Linked DNA regions of Homo sapiens: region 1 is linked to region 2. Evidence: read pairs that join two places in POLR2A ChIA-PET (ENCODE). Cell type or tissue: OCI-LY7. All regions are shown on one strand. Region 1 overlaps SNX6 (sorting nexin 6). Region 2 overlaps CFL2 (cofilin 2).

Evidence for each region. Peaks named below come from ENCODE experiments on the same cell type or tissue, not always from the same donor. Only the 100,000 strongest peaks of a DNase experiment are listed, where the experiment ranks them.
Region 1: POLR2A ChIA-PET joins it to region 2 with 6 read pairs; 7 of 35 experiments call an interaction of 5 or more read pairs at or near these places.

Annotation. Positions count from the first base shown.
Region 1 is chr14:34,601,027-34,606,026 of GRCh38, reverse strand. It overlaps SNX6 (sorting nexin 6), which reads left to right. Exons shown (of 14, transcript NM_152233.4): 5 at 310-431; 6 at 2,556-2,679. Among named protein-coding and RNA genes, the nearest start is that of SNX6, 27 kb to the left of the region's middle. In OCI-LY7, no CTCF peak of the experiment used is centred here; no DNase peak of the experiment used is centred here.
Region 2 is chr14:34,708,216-34,713,215 of GRCh38, reverse strand. It overlaps CFL2 (cofilin 2), which reads left to right. Exons shown (of 4, transcript NM_138638.5): 3 at 80-156; 4 at 239-4,103. The coding sequence ends at 351. Among named protein-coding and RNA genes, the nearest start is that of CFL2, 3.9 kb to the left of the region's middle. In OCI-LY7, no CTCF peak of the experiment used is centred here; a DNase peak (open chromatin) is centred at 1,885; H3K4me3 peaks cover 3,396 bases; H3K27ac peaks cover 4,262 bases.

The DNA.
Region 1 (5,000 bases), 110 kb after region 2:
AATTTTTGTATTTTTGGTAGAGACGGGATTTTATCATGTTGGCCAGGCTGGTCTTGAACTCCTGACCTCAGGTGATCCGCCCACCTCAGCCTCCCAAAGTGCTGGGATTACAGGCGTGAGCCATTGCGCCTGGCCAAAACTTAATTTCTACAACTAGTCAAGTTCTCCAATCTGAATTTGGGTGTTCCTGGTGTTCAGCTCATTCTGGATCCCCTTAGCTTTCCCAGACACAGTCTTCTATGGTGGCAGTAGTACAATGCTTCAAGAAATGAAAATTTCCTTAAAATTAGTCATTTGGTCCTGTTACAGATTCCACCAGCACCACCAAGACCTGATTTTGATGCTTCAAGGGAAAAACTACAGAAGCTTGGTGAAGGAGAAGGGTCAATGACGAAGGAAGAATTCACAAAGATGAAACAGGAACTGGAAGCGTAAGTGATTTTTTTATTTTTTTGTTTTTTTTTTTTGGTTGTTGTTGCCTTTGTTAATTGTGCTTGCTTTAATGCCTTTTTTGGTGTTTTCTGATATCCCATCATTAAACCCTTTCTGGAAGATGCAGGTTTAAGTCATACAACCAGTATTAATGATCATGATCAGAGCCTACAGGAAAATTATAGAATAATTGTTTCCACTGTAAAGTTATTTAAATTCATATTTGAAATAGACCCTGAAAGTTGAAAATGGAAGATCCAAAAGCTTCTTTTAAAAAGGTAAAAGGTCCAGTCTGTCTTTGGACTTAAGGGGAAAAAGAAATAGAGAACATGACTTTTTAAAGTAGAATAGTCATTGTTTTTTTTTTTCTATTTACAAAGCCTTAGTCACTACCAACCTAGTTCTCTTTTTTCAATGTGGGCATATTGCCATACTTCTCAAAAGAGAATGTACTGAGCAACTGCATATATTCTGTTTTCTTAAAAACTGCGTATGTATGTAGTGTGAATTATCACAGTTTTTTCAAGAAACTAATACATTTCTAGTATATATGAAACTAATAGTCATTTAATGAAAAACAGTTTTTAACTATTCTTTAGTTACTTTGCTTCTGTATTCTTTTCCCTTTGGGCAGAAGCCACAGGCAGAGAAAAGAAGAAAGGGAAATTATGTACAGGTTGAGTATCACTTATGCAGAATCCCTGGGAGTGCATTTTGGATTTTAATTTTTTTTTTTTGGAGTATTTGCATTATACTTACTGGTTGAGCATCCCTAATCTGAAATCTGAAATGTTCTGATGAATATTTCCTTTGAGCATCATGTCTTTATTTAAAAAATTTCAGATTTTGGAGTACTTTGGATTTCAGATTTTCGGGTAGGGATACTCAACCCATATTTCGTTTTTAGTGTATTTGCTGAAAACACAGAATCTTTCCCCTTTTGTTAAACATTTGGAGTAATTTTGGATTTGCTGGATATGTTTCTCTATTTTGAGAGTTGTACAAGGAAATAATTTTCCTTAGTTATCACCTCTGTCACTTTTTCTGGTCATTTCTCCCCTTCATGCATTTCCTCTTCTCTTCTTCCACTAGTTTTAGTTTTTAGTTATATATTCACACTGCTACTATACTTCTCTTCAGGATGCTAAACTCTTGAAAAGATAAATCAGCAAAGCAGGTCTTAGTTGCAAGCAGCGGTCTGATAGCAGACAGATATATATTCAAAGTTTATAAGACTGAAAATTGGAAATGAGCAGAGCACATTAATATCGAAGAATCTGTGATTTTCCAGTGGCCCTGATCATGATTCTTTTGTGGTCTGGTTAGGGGTTGGATAACAGAGAACCTTGGGTTTATTCTACTGCTACCTCCATCCTCTGCATCCTTCTTTTTTGTCTTCACTGAATGACTACCCTCACAGAGATCAAACTTCTCCCATCATTGGTCCTGCTGGTTTGCTGGTATGTAAAACTTATCCTTCTTGCACGTAGTTGAAGCAAGAATATCAAGCCTTTTCCTTGAATGTTTTTTTTTTTTTTTCCCCCAAACTGACATGTATTACTTTGTGGTCTCTGGGATTCACTGCTGGTATTAAAATATTTTAAACACATTTCTTTGGTGTAATGGCAAAAAAAATTAGTTTCTTCATAGTGTGTTTCTTGTGTGTTTGGGTAATTAGATGAAAATAATTATTAACGTTGAAAATATGCTCACCGAGGTTTGGGTTTTAATTTTTTTTGTACTAAGTTGTTTAAAAGCAGTCATTGGATATTGAATCATTAAGATTCTATCAAATAATTTGTAGCACACTTCCTGTAGAGCTGAGAACAAGCAGCCCTATAGTTAACTTTAACATCAACTCGCATAAGTAAGAAAAATTTGTAAAACTTAAAAATATTAACATTTAGATATAAATATTATTAACTGGCATGAAACCTTTTTCAAAGCTGGGTTTTATGTATTTCATTAACAGTTCAACTAAAAACCTTGTTTACATGAATTATATCTTTGTATCTCTGATTTGCATTCGGAATAATCCAAAGAGTATTTTCTGAAAAAAATTGTTGCAGGTGACTTTTTAGTTGATGGAGTTTTTTACCTTTAATTTTGTATATTGTTTCTAGTGAATATTTGGCAATATTCAAGAAGACAGTTGCGATGCATGAAGTGTTCCTGTGTCGTGTGGCAGCACATCCTATTTTGAGAAGAGATTTAAATTTCCATGTCTTCTTGGAATATAATCAAGATGTGAGTATCACATTGATTGGTGGTCAAGTTTTCTTTTTCTTCTTCTTCTTCTTTTTTTTTTTGAGACGGAATCTCGCTCTGTCTTCCAGGCTGGAGTACAGTGGCATAGTGGCATGATCTTGGCTCACTGCAAGCTCCGCCTCCCGGGTTCATGCCATTCTCCTGCCTCAGCCTCCCTAGTAGCTGGGACTACAGGCGCCTGCCACCACGCCCAGCTAATTTTTTCTATTTTGAAGTAAAGATGGTGTTTCACCGTGTTAGCCAGAATGGTCTCGATCTCCTGACCTCATGATCCACCCACCTCGGCCTCCCAAAGTGCTAGGATTACAGGCGTGAGCCATAGCGCCCAGCCCAAGTTTTTTTTTTTTTTTTGAGACGGAGTCTCGCTCTGTCAGCCAGGCTGGAGTGCAGTGGCGTCATCTCAGCTCACTGCAAGCTCCGCCTCCCGGGTTCATGCCATTCTCCTGCCTCAGCCTCCCGAGTAGCTGGGACTACAGGCGCCCGCCACTATGCCCTGCTAATTTTTTGTATTTTTAGTAGAGACGGGGTTTCACTGTGTTAGCCAGGATGGTCTCGATCTCCTGACCTCGTGATCCACCCACCTCAGCCTCCCAAAGTGCTGGGATTACAGGCATAAGCCACCGTGCCCGGCCCCAAGTTCTCTTTTTAAAGAGTCATTGGAAAAGGCAAGAGTAGTTAGAAAAGGCTCAAGGTCTTTTTTTAGAATGTTTGTATTTTTCTTTTTTTTTTTTTTTTTGAGACAGAGTCTTGCTCTGTCGTCCAGGCTGAAGTGCCGTGGCGCAATCTTGGCTCACTGTGACCTCCTCCTCCCAAGTTCAAGTGATTCTCGTGCCTCAGCCTCCCAAGTAGCTGGGACTACAGGCGCATGCCGCCATGCCCAGCTAATTTTTTTTTTTTTTTTAAGACAGTTTCGCTCTTGTTTCCCAAGCTGGAGTGCAACGGTGCGATCTCAGCTCACCCACAACCTCTGCCTCCTTGGTTCAAGCAATTCTTCTGCCTCAGACTCTCAAGTAGCTGGGATTACAGGAATGCGCCACCATGCCAAGATAATTTTTGTATTTTTAGTAGAGACGGGGTTTCTCCATGTTGGTCAGGCTGGTCTCAAACTCCCAGCCTCAGGTGATCCTCCCACCTTAGCCTCCCAAAGTGCTGGGATTACATGCATGAGCCACTGCGCCCGGCCTAATTTTTGTATTTTTAGTAGAGATGGAGTTTCACCATGTTGGCCAGGCTGGTCTCGAACTCCTGACCTCAGGTGATCCACCTGCCTCAGCCTCCCAAAGTGCTGGGATTAGAGGCGTGAGCCGCACCTGGCCTGTTTGTATTTTTCAAGGTAGTTTAAGTGACACTTTTTCAGTAGTAATGCAGTTATTTCAGTAGAACTTGAGTAGATTAATTGACAGAATGATAGTTAAGCATGTTACTAGCCAGGCATGGTGGCTCATGCCTGTAACCTGTAATCCCAGCACTTTGGGAGGCCAAGCCGGGCAGATCACCTGAGGTCAGGAGTTCGAGACGAGCCTGGCCAACATGGTGAAACCCCATCTGTACTAAAAATACAAAAATTATCTGGGCATGGTGGTGGGCGCCTGTAATCCCAGCTACTCGGGAGGCTAAGACAGGAGAATCACTTGAACCTGGGAGGCGGAGGTTGCAGAGAGCCAAGATGGTGCCATTGCACTCCAGCCTGGGGGACAAGACTGAAATTCCCATCTCAAAAAATAAAAATAAAAAATAAATCATGTTACTACAAGGGACACTGATTTTTTTTGTAATCCTTAATTGCAAACCTCTTAAGAAGTAGGAGCCAGGCACGGTGGCTCAGCCTATAATCCAGCACTTTGGGAGGCCGAGGTGGGCGGATCACGAGGTCAGGAGTTTGAGACCAGCCTGGCCAATATGGTGAAACCCCGTCTCTACTTAAAATACAAAAATTAGCTGGGCTTGGTGGCGCATGCCTGTAGTCCCAGCTACTCGGGAGACTGAGGCAAGAGAATCGCTTGACCCCGGGAGGCGGAGGTTGCAGTGAGCCAAGGTTGCGCCACTGCATTCCAGCCTGGGTGACAAAGCGAGACTCCGTCTCAAAAAAAAAAAAAAAAAAAAAAAAGAAATAGGGTTATCACATTGACTAATGTTTCTTAAATTTGAGTTTGGAGTCTTCCGAAGCCTTGTGGAGAATTCCAAGGAGGTGATTGAGCTAAAGAATTCCAGATTCGGGTAAATTATTGACTCTGGATCTGTTTAACTGACCATTGGTGCTGATCACTCCTTATTTTTTCCTTCCCTGCCTAAAAACTCTC
Region 2 (5,000 bases):
AAGGATTATTATTATCATAGTCAGTCTTACCTTTGTTTTTCTTATAAATGGGATTCAATAATTTTTTTTTTTTCTGTAGGGCTCCTGAAAGTGCACCTTTAAAAAGCAAGATGATTTATGCTAGCTCTAAAGATGCCATTAAAAAGAAATTTACAGGTACAAACTTGAATATTTGGGGCAGAGAAATTATTCTTTATTAATTATAATAAAGTAATAGGATAATGTTTTTTCTTTTTAGGTATTAAACATGAGTGGCAAGTAAATGGCTTGGATGATATTAAGGACCGTTCGACACTTGGAGAGAAATTGGGAGGCAATGTAGTAGTTTCACTTGAAGGAAAACCATTATAAAATGACAGTCAAGTGCCATCTGGATCTTAAGGAGCTTCCATTTCTCCAGCTCAGTCCATTGGAATAGTATTAGGTTTTGGTTTTTTGTTGTATTTCCCCCTTTCCACTGGGCCCTTCCAACACAATGAATGAAGGAAATATCATTTATTTAAGCAGCCTATCAGTGATTGCCATTAGACTGTTGAATACTGTTACTTTTATATAGAACCCAAGGAATGCCTTCCTGTCATATTTTAGCCAAAACAACTGGTTATATGCCTCCCTTGCAGCAAGCACTACAATGTATGTGATCGTCAATGTGAATAGCTTAGAATACTGCAAAGGATAAGCTAATTGAATGCCTTGAAAGTATTATCCACTGGTCAGATGGTCAACTTTTTTCAGTATTATTTATAGTTGGCACTTGATTGCAGTTCTGTGAGGCTTGAGCATTCATACACCTCACCTGCCTTGGCAAGCCTATTTTAGTGATATGGCAGCACGGATATAACACTATGCATTAAAAGCACTTTTTGTAATAAGTTTAATATCCTAAAAGGAATGCCAATTAAGTTTTGTTAACTGTGTCATCAACTTATCCTAGTACCTCAGTGTTCATTCCTGTTACCTGCATATCTTCTTAAAAGAAATAGCTGTTATTAATGCCTTTTTGTTTTCCATTGAGTGTACACTACTGAATAAGTGTAGGAGTTTTATGTTTACCATGTGAGTCCTGCAACACTAAAGATATTTTGAATATCAGTCATGATGGCAATTTCTGTATAAAAGAGCCTTAAATGGAACATTGTTTTGAGATCAAACTCCCCACCCTCACAAAAATGGCCACGTTGCAATAAAAATTGTGGCATATTACAGAACGTTGCCTTGTTTTCCTTGGAAATTTTGCAAAATGTTATGTGAAACAACTTCTAGGGTAAAAACAGCTATTACTAATCTCTGCACTGGTCATTTGAGAATTTTTTTTGTACAGCATTCATGTGTGATATTTTCCAGATTTGTTGGATCTATTTGGTTTAAAAAGTATTCTATCTTAAGGCCAACTAATATAAAATACCATTGTTAAAGAATGGTACTTTTATAAACATTAGTGTATTTATTTCCTATGTGTTAATATGAAGATCAGAAATTATTTTTTGCACTTTGGCATAAATACTTTTCAATATCTGATTTGTTCTCTGGATAAATTAGCATAGTTATTTTTTTATTCACATTTACATTTCTAAGTAGTTGTATAGTAGAAGCAGGAAGCTCTTATTGCTTATTTGGTCGTAATGAAAATAATTTGTAAAATGTCCTTTAAAAGTTTAATGATACTTCTGATGTTTCGGAACAGTCATTTCACCTACTATTTCTGAATATATTTTGCAAATTGAATTGGAATAGGAATTGATAATAGCAGTCTTAAACATTAGTAGTGGGATTTGGCTATGGTCCAGACTGTGCTCCTTATAGAGAATTTGATCTGCTCAGTGTGAGCGGTTTGCTGTTAGCCAGGGCTATTTATGGCAAACACATGCTTTTGTATCTTGTCATAGTTATCCACAAATGGCAAAACTGGACTTGATTCTACTGGTATGCAAAACAGGCATGCTAGTAAGCAGTCAGTCGTGGCTCAGAACTTAACCCCATAGCTCAGAGGAATGCTTTTAGCAGAAAACAGGAAAGAAAATATCCCTTAAAAATTTTTTTTGAATGTGTGGAAGTAATTTTAGTATAATTAGATTTTTTCCATATTTTTGAAAGATTTTTCAGATGTGAACATTAAAAATAGGGATTAAATGTCTAGGCTTCCATTTAAAATTATATGAATGGTTTGGGATCTTTTTGCACTGAGCAATTTTATTTCAGGCTTCCAGCTGTCCCTGTGAGTTATCCTGGACATTTCGATGGTTTTTGGTAAGGCCAAACTCTGATAAGCAAAACAGAGAATACTGACGTATACTTAACCATATGTGTAACTGATACTTGGCACCATGGAATTTTTCATTGAGTTATTTCCTCATTCTTTTAAAAAATAAGGGACTATAAATCAGTTATGTAGTATCTTTTGTTTTTGTAGCTGATTCCTTAACTTTCTTGTATGCCTCTAGTAATTTCAGAGATTAAATATTGCTTTAAACTGTGATACTTTGATTTGCTAGATTGACAAAACTGATACTAATATAATTAAGTTCATCTTTGAAATACATCTTTGTGCGTAGAGCCAAAAAAAGAGATAAAATTAATAATAGTTCACTTGTTATTTGAGATTAATTTGGCATTTGAAATGATCATTTTATTTTACAATCATTTATAATGAATCAATGTTCCAGTTAGCTTTAAAAGGTATACGGTGCTAATTAGTAAAATATTGAAGGCAATATTTTACTGCTAGCTTGCAAAGTTATGAGAGTTTAAAAAATAAAATATATGAAAATATGTAAAGCTGTTGAGATGTGTTTACTTATACTTCAGAACATTAAAAGTTTAAAAACTGGTATTTCAGATCAAAGAGGCATCATTATCTTTATTCTGTTTTTCAGGATTTTAGTTGGTAATACTTTCTCATTTATCAATAACAATTTTCTTTAAAAACTGAGTGTTACAGCAATTAATTTTAGCATTTTCAGACAAATGGGAACAGTTGGCATGTGTCCCAAACTGGCTATCAGCTGTTGTTTTCCATCATTATCTAAAATAGTGTGGCCAGCATTGTGTATTGAAATGTGCCTTTTTCGTACATTGGAAGAGAAGCCTCTTACTGGGTTTGAGTTTCTCTGATACAGAACATTTGTAGCAGCTAATTTATGGAATCTGGCAAATAAGCTTTGGGAGGAAATTCTTTTAAAAGTGTTTTCTTGTTAAGGAATAATCTCAACAATGGTAAATCATCAAGAGGTTGAGAAGACTCTTAGGTTTGCCACTCAGAAAAAACAGTCTCATTTTGCTCTTCATAGGTCCTGTTTTTGCTTGCACATTTAATAGTAGGTGGAGATGCAAAACAACGTGAATGTTCATTTTTTTATGAATAGTATTAAAGCTACTAGAGGTGGGCAGGCAGGTCCCAGTAAATGTTGCCTTTTTTTTTTTTTTTTTTTGAGACAGGGTCTCACTCTGTTGCCCAGGCTGGAGTGCAGTGTCAAAATTTCAGCTCACTTCAAACTCAACCTTCCCAGCTCAGATGATCCTCCCACCTCAGCCTCCCAAGTAGCTGGGACTACAGGCATGCACCACCATGCCTAATTTTTTTTTTTTTTTTTTTTGTATCTCTTTTGTAGAGACTGAGTTTGGCCATGTTGCCTAGGCTGATCTCCAACTCCTGGGCTCAAGCTGTCCTCTGACCTCCGCCTCCCAAAAGTGCTAGGATTGCATGCATGAGCCACCACTTCAAAAGCTCAAATACTGCTTTTGAAGACAGCATGAGTTTATGGATGTTCTGTCTCCTTTCAGCCCATAAAGAAGTCTGAGGCTTTTCTTTTGCTCTGGAACATCCAACTAATTGCTTTATTTCCATGTAGAAGTAGAGGAATCATCCCTCCACTTAAATTTCCTCTCATAATGCAATTTGGCAAATTAAATCTCTAAATCTCAGTTTTTTAACCCATAGTATGGGAACGGTAATATCTGTTTACCATGTTTCCTGAGTACTAAATATGGAAATGGTTTTTGAAAACAGGAAAATGCTATGTAAATGCAATAATCTGTTTAAACTATTCATTCTTAATTACTGTATGTAAGTAGATAAATATTAAATGTTTTTGTTAAAAGATGTATTACAGATCATTGAACCTCTATTTTTGTAACTTCCGTGTGTGTACATATATATATGTATATATATATGTATATATACACACATACACACACATTTTTTTCTTCTTTTTTGGACAGGGTTTCACTCTATTGCCCAGGCTGCTGTGCAGTGGCACAATCATAGCTCAATATAACCTTGAACTCCTGGGCTCAAGTGATCCTCCCACCTCAAGCTCCTGAGCAGCTGGGATTATAGACATACACCACCATGCCCAGCTAATTTTTTTTTTTTTTTTTTTTTTGAGACAAAGTCTCACTGTATCACCCACGCTGGAGGGCGGTGGTGTGATCTCGGCTCACTGCAACCTCTGCCTCCTGGGTTCAAGCAATTCTCCTGCCTCAGCCTCCCGAATAGCTGGGACTACAGGCATATGCCACCACACCTGGCTAATTTTTGTATTTTTAATACAGATGGGATTTCACCATGTTGGCCAGGCTGGTCTCAAACTCCTGACCTCAGGTGATCTGCCTGCCTCAGCCTCCCAAAGTGCTGGGATTACAGGCATGAGCCACCATGCCCGGCCTGCCCAGCTAATTTAAAAAAAAAAAAATTGTTGAGACGGGGTCTCACTGTGTTGTCTAGGCTAGTCTTGAATTCCTGGCCTTAAGCAATCCACCCATCTCAACTTCCCAAAGCACTGGGATTATAGGTGTGAACCACTGGGCTGAGCCTATTTAGTGTGTATATAGAGATGGGGTTTCAACATGTTGGCTAGGCTGGTCTTGAACTCCTGACCTTAGGAGATCCGCCCACCTTGGCTTCCCAAACTGCTGGGATTATGGGCTTGAGCCACTGCACTGGCCCTATTTAGTATATTTTTAAAGTAGCATCTTTCAAGAATATTTGAAAAACAATCCTA